Linked DNA regions of Homo sapiens: region 2 is linked to region 1. The links are chromatin loops, found by intact Hi-C in ENCODE. Cell type or tissue: ascending aorta. All regions are shown on one strand. Links, peaks and the distances in the headings refer to the core of each region. The heading gives the core; the rest is flanking DNA.

What was found. Peaks named below come from ENCODE experiments on the same cell type or tissue, not always from the same donor. Only the 100,000 strongest peaks of a DNase experiment are listed, where the experiment ranks them.
Region 2: it touches region 1 in a loop (2.3-fold over the local background); 5 of 110 quality-filtered maps call a loop at or near these places.

The regions. Positions count from the first base shown.
Region 1 is chr2:229,129,707-229,137,718 of GRCh38, forward strand. The region is part of intron 2 of PID1 (phosphotyrosine interaction domain containing 1); the gene reads right to left. Among named protein-coding and RNA genes, the nearest start is that of PID1, 140 kb to the right of the region's middle. In ascending aorta, for the core only: a CTCF peak has its summit at 3,641 (motif pointing right); no DNase peak of the experiment used is centred there; H3K27ac peaks cover 1,899 bases.
Region 2 is chr2:229,441,791-229,449,802 of GRCh38, forward strand. It overlaps DNER (delta/notch like EGF repeat containing), which reads right to left. Exons shown (of 13, transcript NM_139072.4): 8 at 5,526-5,750. Among named protein-coding and RNA genes, the nearest start is that of PID1, 170 kb to the left of the region's middle. In ascending aorta, for the core only: a CTCF peak has its summit at 3,441; DNase peaks (open chromatin) are centred at 2,894, 3,401, 3,901, 4,291 and 1 weaker place; H3K4me3 peaks cover 1,625 bases; H3K27ac peaks cover 5,000 bases.

The DNA of each region.
Region 1 (8,012 bases), core at 1,665-6,664:
CCCCCCATATTAGTCATGGTTTCTTCCCTAAGATGAGCAGAGAGAACCAAACTAGATGTTTCTCTTGCTCATGTACACTGGGCAGGGGCTGACTGCATGAGCTAACAAGGGAGGTGGCTCCTCCGGAGACTAGCACCCACGGCTTCTAGTCGTGTTCACATTCGTTATAATGAAAATCTGTCCTGCTGCCCAGTGGGTTCAAGTAACCATGGCAACTTACCAGCAACATCGCTCACACAAATTATAGCAAAGAAGCTATGACCAGCTCCACCCAGAAACTGAAACGGTCACACCAAGAAAGAAACATTTCTCAAGGACACTTAGCTCTTAAAGAGCCATTGGCAACCCTGTACTTGTTCAGCTTTATCACCAGAATAAATCTCAGCTCGCTTTTACTGAACAGCGTTAAAAGCTGTTACACATAATACACTTGAACTTTGGTTGTAATTAAACTGGTGAATCACAACTTTGACTAACTCTCTGTGTCACAAAGAGCATTGATAAGGAGTTGTCTGGAGAGCCAGACAGCCCTCAGCCCACCTGGAATGCTGCAGACACCCGTCCTTGCATTCTCAGGGCAGGCAGAACTTTCACTGCAGAACGTGCAAGTCCCAGCGCTTCTCAGAGACCAGAAGCTTGGCGCAAAGTGATGCCTGGGGGACAGTGACAGCAAGAAAAGGAAACTCTGCCTTTCTGGAAAGTTCTGAGTTTACTTTTTTAAAGAAAACATAGAAAAGTCTTTAAATAAATTATTTTTTAAAACTACCACATGAGAGATAGGAAAAGATCATTTGTTGAGTGGTGATTTGAACAGCCACTGAGGGATGTGGCGGAGCAAGTTAATGAGGAAACTCGTAGGCTTGTCAGGCAGTTTCATGGGTCTAGTTGAAGCTGGTGACTATGAATTTAGAGGCTCGTCAAAGTTCTCAATCCATGTCTGTTCACCTCCCCCACTAGACTGTGTTCCTGGAGGGCTTAATTCATCTTGCGTCATCAGCACCTAGCTCGGCTCTGATACAAAGCAGATGCCCCCAGTGTTAGCTAAACTCAGTGGCAACGTCTGCAATGTCTGATGGGTTATTTCCTGGGTCTGCCAGAAATGAAGTTTATTTTCTCACAGTTCTGGAGGCTAGAAATCCAAGCTCAAGGTGTTGGCAGGCCAGGGCTAGGGAAAAACCTGTTCTGGGCCTCTCTCAGAGCTCCTGGCAGTTACTGGCCTGTAGCTGTGTAACTCCAATCTTCACATGATGGCATTCTCCCTGGGTGCACGCCTGTGCCCAAATTTCCACTTTTTATAAAGATACCCACCATATCGGATCAAGGTCGCTCCCTACTCCAATATGACCTCATCTTAACTTAATTATATCTTCAGTTACTCTATTTCCAAATATGCTCACATTCTGAGGTACTGAGGGTTAAGACTTCAATTCTGAGGGGTCACGATACAGCCTATAACATCGGAGCATAAACACTTTAAATAAATACTACATTTTTCTTTTCTTTTCTTTTCTTTTCTCTTTTCTTTTCTTCTCTTTTTTTTTTGAGACAGAGTCTCACTCTGTCTCCCAGGCTGGAGTGCAGTGTTGCGATCTCAGCTCACTGCAGCCTCCACCTCCCGGGTTCAAGCTATTCTCCTGCCTCAGCCTCCCAAGTAGCTGGGACTACAGGCATGTGCCACCACACCTGGCTAATTTTTGTATTTTTAGTAGAGATGGGGTTTTACCACATTGGCCAGGCAGGTGTCAAACTTCTGACCTCAGGTGATCCACCCATCTCAGCCTCCCGAAGTGCTGGGATTACAAGTGTGAGCCACCATGGCCAGCCACATTTTTCTATGAGAACAAAGTCATGTGAAAAGAGTAAAGAATCTCCACATGTGAAAATCACCATTTTGGCTAAAGTTTAGAAGTATTAATAATTAATTTCATAGCTTAGGCAAAATGTCCATTGTTCCAAAAGTCATCATCAAATATTCACACTAGATACGAATTTCAGTAATTAATCCTATTTGTAAATTAAAAACCAAGATTTCAGCTTGAATAAATGATGAAGATCAGCCAAGCAACGTTCACTTCTTAAAAGCGTTTGTTTTGTGAAAAATGCAACAAGACTCCGTCTCGGTGGAAAGATGTGCTAAATATTCATTTATCTCAATATCAGTCATTGTTAAACAACAGTGACATGAGGGTGGGCAGAAGATTAGTTATGATCTAGTACTATCATCCTTCTGTCTGGGAGCAAACCCTCTCTAGAGCAGGATTAAGCTATCTTAGAAAAGAGCAATGTAGACAGTAACAATCTTTATAGTTCTCGCATCTGGTTTCTTGAATATTCACTTCTTTGTTTCCAGGGACTCCAGATGATGGCACGTGGTAGAACCATCTCCTTTTAAAGGTATATAGACTGCTCACTTCTGGGAGATGGAAGGCTTAAAATTGGCTATAAGAAAGGAAGGATACACTTATTATCTCAGGGGATAAAGAATTAATAGACAAAGCCTTGTTCTATCTCCTTGGGGTCATGGCTCCAATGAGCTTCTGAGGACCACAACCATCTATGTTCCATGTGTGACATCAGGAAGAAGGGGTCCCCTTCAAGCTCTGGCTCCTTTGTACTTACAGGATGGGCTATCACGATCCCAGAGAAAACAGTCGACATTATAAAACTGCCTTTCGAACCACATGATTCAGCATAAGAACATGAGAGATCCAGCTTTCGGTGTCACTATCACTGCCGGCTTTTCTGGCCTTGAAACTGGCCAGAAGTCCTTCTGCTTATTACCGGCTTGGATTGCTAGAACTTCAAAACAAAGTTTCAAGTGCTAGAAATTCTTAGTTTCTCTCTCATACATACTATTTTGAATTTTATATGAATTAGCTTTTAGATTCAGGTTACAAATTAATCCAGGCTCATTATGTAATTAAATGTTTGATTAGGAGCATTAATTAACATATTACACAGAGGCATATAATTTTATGAGACAAACTCTTTAATTCCAATGAAGAGATTCACCATGGTAACAAATTATCTGACCCACCCAATTCAATATGTAATTCCAAATGATTTTTCAAATTAACTAAAAATGCTGTCATTATTAAATAGGTATATTACAATGTATGCACTGCACTGTAGAGATTTTTTTTAAATACTTAGGCGAAAGATGAGAGAATTCTAAATATGCTTTCATAAATACACAAAGTAAAGATCAAGGCTGAAATTTTGAAAAAGGATAAAAATGTTGACAATTTTGTTGTAGCCAATGCTTTGTGCTTTAATTTTTTTTTAACCTGGCGACATTAGGAAATGGTGCATTTCATGCATTTTTAATCTTTCTGTGTTATCTTGGTAAGATGGCTCCTGGCACTCTACCTGGAGACGGATTTATTTTGATTGCTAGACACAATCTGTATTAATCAATCCAAGGCCAAGTACAATTTAGTTTGCTACTTCAGGAGCTGGATGGTATGCAATTGTTCACAGCTGTTTCTAATTACACCTTGATCCGATAATAACTAAATATTGTTTAAAGTTCTGGCAGTGACTACTTAAGGAGATGTGCAAGATCAATAAAGGAAAGTAACACTTCCAGGCATAAGCCTGCATAAATTAGAACCTGTAGAAAACACAAACACAATTCAGTAGGTGGCACTATTCCCTCAGCCAGAACTCTCTTCATTCCCTGTGACTTGAGTAGTCCTCCTACGGCAATCACCTTTACCAATTTCTTCCACGGAATTCTGTGACCTAAATTAGTATCAACAGACTAACCTCAAATTTATTGCCTGGCTTCTTCCCTTTGAGATACACAACCCAGATGAAAACTATGTGAATTGCAGATGTAAGAGTACAGAAGTTTGATTTCATCTCAAATCCTTCGATAATTAGGTCAGCATATTGTTACAGGTTACCTGAAAGTAAATTAATTCTTCATGCCCAATATCGACAACTCAACTGATTTGACCTCTTCCATTGATATGAGCCAATGAGATAACTTAAAATATTTAAACCAGCCAATGAGCAGGTTTTTCAATCTCAGAATTATTGACATTTGAGCTGGACAATTCTTTTTTTTTTCTTTTTTTAATTATTATTATACTTTAAGTTTTAGGGTACATGTGCACAACGTGCAGGTTTGTTACATATGTATACATGTGCCATGTTGGTGTGTTGCACCCACTAACTCATCATTTAGCATTAGGTATATCTCCTAATGCTATCCCTCCCACCTCCCTGAGTTGGATAATTCTTAACTAGGGAGAGAAGGATACATTGTAAAAATTTTAAAATGCTGAGCAGCAGCCCTGGCCTCTGTCCACTAGAAGCTAGTATCACTTCCCTAGTGTGACAACCAAAAGTACCTCCAGACATTGCCAGATGTCCCCTGCGTGGGGACAAAATCATCCCATTTGAGAACCATCAGTCACCTAATGATCTTCCTTTATACTAAAGGCCGATCTCTGGCTTCATTGCCAAAGACTGAACTATTCCACTAGCATTCTTTCAATAACAATGTTTACTACCTGTGTTTTTTTTTTTTTTTTTTTTTGAGACAGAGTCTTGCACTGTCACCCAGGCTGGAGTGCAGTGGTGTGGTGTGATTTTGGCTCACTGCAACTTCTGCCTCCCAGGCTCAAGCAATTCTCCTGCCTCGGCCTCCCAAGTAGCTGGGGCTACAGGCGCCTGTCACCACTCCTGGCTTTTTTTTTTTTGTATTTTTAGTAGAGACAGGGTTTCACTATGCGGGCCAGGCTGGTCTCGAACTCCTGACCTCATGATCCGCCCACCTTGGCCTCCCAAAGTGCTGGGATTACAGGCATGAGCCACCACACCTGGCCACTGTTGTTATCTGATTCCAAAAGTTAAAGCGTGAACATTGTTGAAAAATGTTGAAGCTAAAAAAAGTACAAAGAAAAATAAAAGCCACCAGGAATGGTCCCATACTATGATAATAACTGTTCTAACTTCAAGGGTATCACCTTATTTTTTTTTGGCATAAAGATGAATGCAGAGTACATGTAATACTATTTGATTTATTAAAATCTTAGAGTCATGTGGCAGTATTAAGCATGATTTAATGACTATATAGTATTCTTTCCAAGAGATATGCCATACTTATTTTAGCTGATCTCTTATGTCAATATATTGAACTTTTCACCTGATCACAGGTTAATGTATATTACTTTTACTATGTCCGTGGGATAAATCCCCACAAATAGAAATTTTATGTACTAACCTATTTTAGTTCTGCCCTCACACAAAGGGAACATAAGAGAGAATGAAGAAACAAAGAAGAAAAACGAAGATGGGGAATAAAGAAGAGGAGAAAATAAGAGAGAGAAGGCAAAAATAAGAGGAGATGGGAAAGAGAAGAGGAGGGAAAGATGTGAGAAAGGAAGGAGGGAATGATGGAGGGAAGAAGTGGAAGGGTCTTGTCTCAGTAGAGGCTAATCTAGAAATGAACTTGACTGGCAAAGCCTCCACTTGCTTTTCTCTTGGGTTTTGCATCGTTCACGTGGTTTGTTCCCCCGCAGAGATGACAATGCTCTTGTCCACCATTCAGGGGGCATATGCTTCAAGTTATCGTCTTTCAATTCTTCCTGTGACTAGCATGCATTCGTGAAATGGCATGTAAAAGTAAAGTGAGAAACCTTGAAAGTATTATGCTAAGTGAAAAAAGCCAAACTCATGAGGCCATAAATTGCATAATTCCATATGTATGACATATCCAGAATAGGCAAATTCATAGAGACAGAATTACACTTACAGAAAAACAATGATACATCATAGCTGTGAAGTGAGAGCTATGGGGTCTGCAAATGTACACCCAGATAGACTATTGTATGAAAACAGTAGCATTCTCCCTGGGTGGCACTGATGCAAAGTATTGTATAGAAAGGTTCAGATAAAATTACAGTAAAACCTGAGGCTATAGAAAAACCACTGTTCAGTACATCCAGTTATCCAAAACAGCGCTGGACTGAGGGATGTGTGGATGGGGAGTGATGCACGGCATAAAAACATGTCATGTCCAGAAGGAACCTGGGGGCAGAAAAAAAGACTTGAAGCTAAGGACAGGCCATGTTTAAGAGGGGAGAAGAGCAATCATGTGACATGCAGAACTCAGATTATTAGCAACATGCTCAATTTGTGCTTGTTGATTAATTAATGGAATGAGGTCTGAAAACATGGTCAGTAAACATAGTAGGCAGTTTCTAAGATGGCTTCTGACAATGTTAGGGTGGCTCACCACCTAAAATCCACGCCTTTTTACTCTTGCCTTGAGTATAAGATGGATTTGGTTATGACTTGCTTCTAAGATGCCACTTCTAAGTTTAGGTTACAAAAAAACTCTGTTGTCTGTCTTGCTCACTCACTCTTGCTGTCTCACTTGCTTGCTCAGATGAAAGCCAACTGCCACGTTTTGAGTTGCTCCAGGAAAGGCTTTTGTGGTAAGGAACTGAGAAATCTCTGGCCAACAGGCAGCAAGAAGCTGAAACCATCAGTCCAACAACCTGAAAGGAATTGGGTCCCACCAACAATCACCTGAACGAGGTTAGAAATGGAGTCTCCTTCAGTTGAGCCTTCTGATGAGACCAATGCCCCAGCCAACAGCTTGACCACAACCTCAGGAGAGACCCCGAGACACAGGTGGTCAGATAACCTGAACTCAGATTACTGAACCACAGAAACTGAGAGATAATGTTTACTGTGTTAAGCCATTAATTTTGAGTTAATTTCTTATGCAACAATATGTAACTGGTACAACAGTGTTTTCTGGTATTTCACTGGTTACCAGACAAAGATAATTGTTTTAAAAGTGTAATTTTCCCCCTCTCAAACTTAGCCATACATTAATGCCTCTAAACAAGTTACCTACATATGAAAATAACTTCTGCTCTTTACTGAATTAAGGATAATGAACTGTTTACCCTCCATTAAAAATCAATTAAGGAACGGCACTTTCTCTCTTTGATTTCAATCTATTGACTAGTTATCCAGAACCTCAGGGACACAAATTGACAAAGGAAATTATTAGTGCTATGTCATCCCCTGAGAAAATTCAGACAAATCTTCTCTTGAAATTCTCTGCCCTCCTTTAACTTAAAACTATTCACAGCCGTAATGGACAACAGCACTGATGGAGAACACTAAGTAGCAGGTTCATATATTCTATGCCAATACTTACCACGTATCTTTATGGTAAACATGTTTCTCTTGGAGAAATGAGCCATAAACTAAAGTCTATGCAGCAGAAAAATCCAACTCCCTTAAGGCAAGGGGGTATTTCCTACTACTAAGCTTTACTTTGCTCATCATAATGCGGGAGAAATGCAAAGGGAAGATGAGAGACTATTTTTATTTTTTATACATTTAAGAACACTAATAAAATCAAGTTCATGATCTATTTTCTTTAATCACAAAATCTCTGCATACATTATCAGTTTCAAGTAAAATAAACCGCATTGAGGAATGCAGTTCTCTGATTCCTCATAAATAGCTGCTCTGCTTAATACATTTGAGAGGATCCCAGGAACAAAAGAGCAGAGAGAATAGAATGATTTCTGTCAAATGCGCTACACTCATTTGTATGAGTAAGTAGCTTAATTGTGACATGTGTGTTTTAACAAAAAGGACTTGAGGTCCTGAGTGTGGAAAATAGAGCATCCCTACTTATCCTTTTATCACTCTTTACCATAAAACATATTTAAGTTAATTTCTCACAGTAAAGATGACATTTATCTCTTACCATAGGACTAGCGTTTAATACTTACTACATTTCAAATCAAGGACACTAAATTCAATCTGATGTTTCCAATTAGATACTAATGGTTTCAATAAAATATTTCATGAATCAAGGCAAAGAAATGAACAAAGTCCTGAAGGCAGGTAATGCACTGTAAAGTAAATCAATCTCTAGGTGCTGAAAGACTTACAAAAATAAATAAAGTAACAATAAAGATAAGCAGACTCTTCTACTTAGAAGTGCACAGAATAGGTGAATTTATGTCAAA
Region 2 (8,012 bases), core at 1,071-6,070, 310 kb after region 1:
GAATTGTTGATGTTCTTAAGTCCAGCAGAAGACATCATGGCCCAGCTGTAAGCATCAGACCAGCTCCTAACGACCTCAAGGTCTACCTGTAAGTGCCAAGCAAGCTCCTGACATCAGCGGCTGCTCTTCTTTTTCTCAGTTCTCAGCATCATCATGATGTCAATATACAGATTTAAACATTCTCTAAAGCAGAGCACAGATTATGAAGAGTAAAGCAAACTCTCCCTTGCTACAGATGCAGCTGGGTGATCAGGATTCCATTTGGGGTCCCAATGGTGAGGTGGGCATCATATTTTGGAATACAGAAAAGGAAGGACATGAGGGCAGGATTAGGATCTGGAGGAAAAAGGTAATATATTCTATACAATCTACAACTCTCAAGAATAGTGTGATATGCAGATCAGAAACCCCCTACAGCATGTTAAATATAAGAATGCCTTCATCGGCCGGGAGCAGTGCTCACGCCTGTAATCCCAGCACTTTGGGAGGCCAAGGCAGGCAGATCAAGAGGTCAGGAGATGGAGACCATCCTGGCTAACACAGTGAAACCCCATCTTTACTAAAAATACAAAAAATTAGCTGGTTGTGGTGGTGGGTGCCTGTAGTCCCAGCTACTAGGGAGGCTGAGGCAGGAGAATGGTGTGAACCTGGGAGGCGGAGGTTGCAGTGAGCTGAGACTGTGCCACTGCACTCCAGCCTGGGCGACAGAGCAACGCTCTGTCTTAAAAAAAAAAAAAAATGCTGGTAAACTAGATAAAGTTTTTCTGGTTAATAACAGATGAAAGTTGTCCACTATACTTACTATACTTATCCAAAAATGTAAAGGCACATGGGCCTTAGTGAGCTAAATGTCTTCAAACCTTTGCAGGTATATTTATTTCTTTATTGCTGTTCAATTGCTATTAAAATCCTGACCATTAAGTCTTATCCTTGATCCTGTTTCCAGCAAATATTATCGGACTACTGATATTTTCAGGTCTGAGTTTAACAGAAGGAGCAGTGTCAACTGTGTCTTTCGGGACATACAGACCAGAAATGCAGCTCACATGTAAGGCATATGTAGAAAATACAAAAAAAAAATTACATCTAAAATCCTTACAAATATAATTTTCTTTCAAAAAATTTCACTTGGAAAAAGTCTACATTTCCTTTGGTTTACAGCCTATTATATATCTGGATGATCTAATTGAGTTACCAGCCCTTTGGTGAAGAAGAATGGGCAGAGGAACTTGGTTGGCAACTGTGCCATGTCTAGTCTGGGATTTCAACTGCAGTTGAAATGATGAGCATCTTAGATCTTGCTTGTTAAAAAAAATTATAAACATATTTCCACGTAAAAATCTCCAATGCCCTGTCCCTTAAATTCCCTTAAATAGTAATATGTGAGGCACATTCTATAATGGCAGGGTTAATTCAATTCCACAAGTTTAGAGTAATAACTCAAGTGCAAACTATCTTCCTTCCTGCCAGGGACTCCTTCCAATACCGGTCATGTACAGCTATTATCTGCAGAGGCCACCATTGTATTGAGAACACAAGCAATACTGTGGCTCCCACCTGCAGGGGAAATGGCACCCCCACCCCAGCGAGTTCCACCTCATCCTGTTTGTAGCAGCTCCAAGTTCTCACTTTCTTCAGCAGATTTCAATTTGCAATTTTTAAGAGAACGGGTAGCCTATCACTTAACACTGTCACTGGAAGATAACATTTCAGTAATTACTCAGTGCTGACATTTTATTATTTAATCTTAAAATCCCATCAGAAATCCCTAGCCCGAAAAGCTACAAACGAAGTTTGAAAATAAAACACCCGGCAAATCTGATTTGCAGTAATCAAAATGGCATTTTGTCAGATGGGAACTAATTATCAACCTGACATGACTTCAATCTGCTGCCATTTTATGAAATGAGATCCGTTTGCTCTCTGTAAAGAAGATCAGCCTTGCTGCTCCATAGCTAGATGCCCAATTTCACCTATTCTCGTGAGATTCTTCCATTATGCAAACTGGTGTTGAAGCAATTACATGCTCCAAAAGATGAAGACGAGAAATTTCACATTCACAGACTTGTCATGTTCACCTCTTAAAATGTAAGTTCTTGCCTGGTGTTAAGATGCCTTTTTTATTTTACACAGTCACCTAACAATCTGAAGAAACATCCCCTCTGAAGGCAGTTTCAGCTCCCAGGTTCAACAAGAGGGCCCTGTCACGATTACAAGGCTCTGCTTTGAGACTGCTGAACAAATGAAGGGATCATGTTCATTCCACGAACAGAATGCACACGTCTTCAGGCTTTTCAAGGCTATTAAGGGGCTACTGCTGGACCACAGACAATTATCAAGTCAAACGCTCCAAGTGGGCATGAATGTTTTAGCAGAGAATAGACGGAAGGAAAGTGGAAATTAAACAGGAGTGATTTCACCCCCACATAGCTCGAGAATCCTGCTGGAATCTCCACGGACAGAAAGAAAGAAGAGCTTTCACTAGTCCATGCCAGGAAATGGGCTGCCTGCCTCTCATTTCATGCTCTGACATATAACTCTCCTCTCTTTTCTGATAGAGGGGAAAACTGAGTCCCAGAGATGCCTGTAAATTTCCTATGGTTTTAGTCAATAAGCGAGGATGTTAGAGAGGTCCTTTCTACCACTCTCGGCTGCCTCTCCCAATGTGGAAAGAGAAACATCAGGCAGTATATTTTCTATTTGGTTGCCTCACACGTGTTGAAAAACTCTATTTGGTATTATTAAAAAACACTATTTATCTCTAACTCCCTTCAATTTTAAGTTTTAGAAATCAACTAACTATAAGAAAAAGTTTGGGTCAGGCATGGTGGCTCAGGCCTGTAATCCCAGCACTGTGGGAGGCCGAGGCAGGCAGATAACCTGAGGTCAGGAGTTCAAGACCGGCCTGGACAACATGGTGCAACCCTGTCTCTAGTAAACATACAAAAATTAGCAGGGTGTGGTGGTGGGAGCCTGTAATCCCAACTACTTGGGAGACTGAGGCAGGAGAATCGCTTGAACCCGGGAGGCAGAGGTTGAAGCCTGGGCAACAAGAGCAAAACTCCATCTCAAAAAAATTTTAAAAAAGAAAAAGTTTGATATAATTAAGAAAAGAAGTCAGAGGAGAAAGGGAGGAGAAAATAAAGTTGTTTTCTGGTCTTACAATATTTAATTCTTCTTTGTGGGGCTTCACAGAGAGAACGGAACTCTCAGGAGACAGGTAATAAAGTATTAAGGAAGTTTTTGTTCAGAATGCTGCTGAGGGGTATTTTCACATGTGTTACGACATCCAGAGCAGAGCTGGGAACAGCGTGCTCGTGAGTCAGTACGTGAGTAAGCCTCTGTTCTTCCAGCACAATTGCAGCTTGTTTAGTTTGCAAACACAAGTTGTCTCAGTGATCCACATTCCCAATAGGTAAGGGCCAGCGCCACACTGCCTCCTCCCACAGGACACGCAGCTCACAGCATGTGAGCCCGAATCCACATGGAAGAAAACTGGACCCTCTGAGGGGCAGCTATTCCTGTCTCCACCCTGGCTCTGAAGGAGAGCATGGAGGTCAACCAAGAAAAATATCCTCATGTCAAACACAGTGGAGAAACTGTTTCACTTCAAGGTTTATGAGATCCAAAAATGTTACTGCGATAGTTCATTTCGGGTGTCAACTTGGCTAGGCCATGGTTCTTAGATACTCGCTCAAACACTAATCTAGATGTTGGTATGAAGGTGTGTTTTAGATGAGATTAACGTTTAAATCAGCAGACTTTGAATGAAGCAGATGACTCTCCAGAATGTGCGTGGGCTGCATCCAAACAGCTGAGGACCTTAAGGACAAAGACTGAGGTTTCCCAAAGAAGAAATAATTCAGCTCAAGACACAACACAGAAACCTCGCCTGAGTTTCCAGCCTGCCAGCTTCCCTACGGATTTTGGACTTGTGAGTCCACACAATTGCATGAGCCAGTTACTTAAAATAAATCTCTCTCTCTCTCCTCGCTCTCTGTCTCCTGTTTCTCCGGAGAATCCTAACTACTAACATTGTTACAAAGCAGATTAAACAGCCCTATTCCCTCTGAATGTCAGAGCAGAGAGGAAAGAGGCACTTGGCAAAATATCAGTTGCTTAGAAAATCGGGGAATTAAGAGTCTATGTGAAAAAAGGCTTTTCAACACCATTCAAGTGCCAAATTGCATTTCTCAGTAACTTGTTGAGTTATTCGTTGAGTATGAGACATGCCCTTTGGAAGTTCCAGGCCAGGCACTGGAGCAGCAAAACCAGGGACACCGGCATTCGAATCTGGGCTCAGCCCCCATTCTGGGTGTGTAGCCACAGGCACATGACTGAACCTCTAGAGGCATTTCAAACCTTGGTGTAAATGTGACACTAAAAAGACCAGAGATGTGAAGCACCCGGCTCAGAATCTAGAAAGATCAGTGCTCACTAAATAGTGGCTTAGGGTGATTGCTGCTGATACAAAAGCTATTAATAAAACACAGTTCCTCCCAGCCCTAAGGAGGAGAGAGACACATACAAGGATAATTAATGTTCTGTTTCCAAGACCACAAAAGTGATATTGTAGGTGACTGTCGGAACCCAGAGGAAGGGAAACTGAGTCAGCCCCAGAAGTAGAAGTTTGTACAGTGAGGTGGGGTAACGGGGAGCACGCATTCCAGCTAGAGGCCATTGCACCAGCAAAGCCAGGGTCAAGCCAAACCAGATACTGGCCAGCCATACTGACTGGCCAGGGAGATGTGTGGGGATTCATTGTGCTGGGAAGCTTTCTAAAGAGCCAGCTCGTGTAAGGATGGAGACATACACAGAATAGAAACGAGAGGAAAGGGCTGCCCCGTGCATTCCTTTCTGACTACACTAGTGGGTTGTGCACACACAAAATTTTGACTAGTAATCACTCACTTCTAGGTATCAAAACCTCCATAATTAAAAATCTGTAATGCAAATGCAGAAGGCATTTGGAAATTAAATGGTAAAAGTTTTAAATTCTTACATAGGGAGCCAGTGATATAACATAATGTGCATAGAGTAACAATTTTAATAGATGACACAATTCTGAATGTATTGCACCGTGCTTTTCATGCACGTTAAGATGAAAGAAGATATTCTGTTAACTTAAGCACACAATAGTAAAAGATACACAACACAGTGAAAGTTCTGCAGTGACTTACAGTAAATTGATAAAAATGCTTAGCCTGTGATGAGATTAAGCCTGTTTTCAATTTTCTTTATTTTGCTTGTTTTTTCTACAATGAATGTGAGTTGATCATGAAATGATGAAAGAGTATTTTTTTAACCCTGCCAAGAGTAAATCTAAAAAAGAAAGTGTGTCATAAATGAGTGGAATTCACTTTTATTCACAAGTATATCAGTAAGTATACTTACTTACAAGCATACCAGTAAGTATACCACTTTTATTTACAAGTATACCAAGATGCAAAAGAAAAAGTAATGGTCTTTTGAGATTGGTTTGAGATTGAGAAAAGGAAGATGTACTGTGTAGGGGCGGTACCCACCTGGATCACAGAGGCATTTGTAGCTGGTGCCCACGCTGCGGCACGTGCCATGAGCACAGGGGCTGAGGGCACAGAAGTCAATAAGCTGGGCACAGGTCGGCCCTGTGAAGCCCGGGCTGCAGTTGCAGGTAAAGTGTACCCCGTCCACATAGCAGGTGCCGTTGTTCTGGCACGGAGACGAGGCGCAGGGGTCCACCTTTTCTTCACAAGCAGATCCGAAGTATCCTGTGAAAAAACACATGAGAGCTTAAAAAAACTAAAACACATTTGCACATAATAACTAATCAACTGAGTCTGCTCCACTGTATATGCATAACAATTAATTCATTCACAGCTTCCAGATATGTCACAACCCAACAAGATAGGTAGGTTGTTTTTCCCACCTTTAGTAATGTAGGGTTAAAAATATTAAGCCCCACAATTCCATTTTTATTGAAATATAAGGTATATGACTGTTTAGGAGTACATACATACGTGTACATGAATATATTTATGTGCACACATGTGTATATGAACATGTGTGTATACTCTAGAAATATATCAAAAATAAATTAATGGTAATTTCCTAAAGGAATATGGGATTTGGATCAGCAGAGGGCTCTCCCCTCTTATTTTGTATATATTAATGGGGAACACATTTCTTATTTTGCTTTAATAGATATGACATAATCCTGAATTCAAAAAATTAAAACCATATCAAATAGTAAACAATGAAAAAGTCTCTTTTTCATCCTTGTCCCTTTGTCTCTAATTCCCTTCTCTACAAGCAGCCACTGTTAACAGTTTCTTGAATATATGCTTTTTAAAAAGTTGATTGTTGTAAGAGAAACAAAAGTGATCTACCCACACAATGAAATACCACTCAGCAATAAAAAAAAAAATAAGTACTGACACATCGTATGACATGAATGAATGTCAAAAGCATTATGCTAAGTAAAAGAAGCTAGGCACGAAATACTACATATTATATAATCCCATTTGTAAGAAATGTGCAGGAAAAGCAAATCTGTAGATACAGAAAGTAGATAAATGGTTGCCTATGGCTGGGCCGGAAAGAGGAGTTCACTGCAAATGGACATGAGGAGTCCACTGGGGTGGATGGAAATGTTTTAAACTTGGATTGTGGTGATAGCTGCACAACTCTGTAAATTTACTAATATGCTTTGAACTGTACTTTCAAATGAATGAATTTTATAATGTATAAATTGTACACTTAAATAAAATTTTATGTTATATAAAATTATGTAAGGCTGTTAACTTTTTCTTTTAAATATGGTTACTGTGTAGGTGATTTTTATCTTGTTTCCTGTGTATCTGATTCAGTATTTCTTGTTAAAAAATTATACATGTGCATATGTGTGGGTCTCTACATCTGTGCATACATGTAGGTATATATGTTTAACAATGCTTTCCATAAAACTATACTTCTTTCAATACTTTAAGAGCAGTTTGAAAATTAAATATTATTCAAATTTTAGAAATAAAAGTTAAATAATTTCACTCACATATAGTTTGTATTCTAATAGTCTATTACACGTCTCTTGTTTACATTTAAGTTTCTATTTACTCATCTTCTTATAGAACTCCTAGCAATACTGACAATTTTTGTTGTTGTTAAGGACACATTTAATATGTAAACAAACCAAAATAACTCCCAGATTTAATTATGTGAAGCACCACTCATAAATTGGCATAATCAACTTGGTATTTCTCTGTGCAGTATAGAAATATAAAATTATCCTCCAAAAAAATCCAATGCTATTCAGCATTTTATAAAATTCCTGGTAGCTTTTAAATCTTAGAAATCCTACTAAAAATGTACCATACAATCAGTTTTAATAACACTTGAATTCTCCAAAAAGTTTCTTGGCAGCCTCAAGTGGAATATAATTCTACCCATCATGAGATATGTTCCATTTTACTCTGATTGAAAAGAAGATACTTAAACATTTTTCAACATATGACAGTACTATATGTTACCGTCACTATTTAACATGATTTCAAAAATAGGATTTAATATCTCAAATCTTTTAATTTTAGACAATAAAATAATTTTTATCTGTCTAGAAAATGCAGCATAGCTGCTTAAAATATTAAAAGGCCCATTTGATTTCCTCGAGCATGACACTAAAAGTCATTCAATATTTTTTTCTTAATATGAAGGAATAATTTTGAGAAATGAATTGACCAAGCCACCCTACAGCTTGCATTTAGTTAGATAGTGACCCAAGATTGCATCTTATGACTTGAGAGGAAAAAAAAATGGTGGGGGTGGGCGGTGGCCAGTGGGGAGCAGTGCAGGTTCTAGGTTAACCTTGTGGATGCACTGATTTCTTTACAAGAAATTCAGGCTCATGATAAATTCCATACCCAAGGCTGGGTACCAGTTTGCCCAAATCAGCAGCTCAAGGTGAATCAGAAAATCATAAATGTTAATGCTCAGAAATAGAAATCAATTTATTTTATTTTATTTTGTTTTGTTTTTTG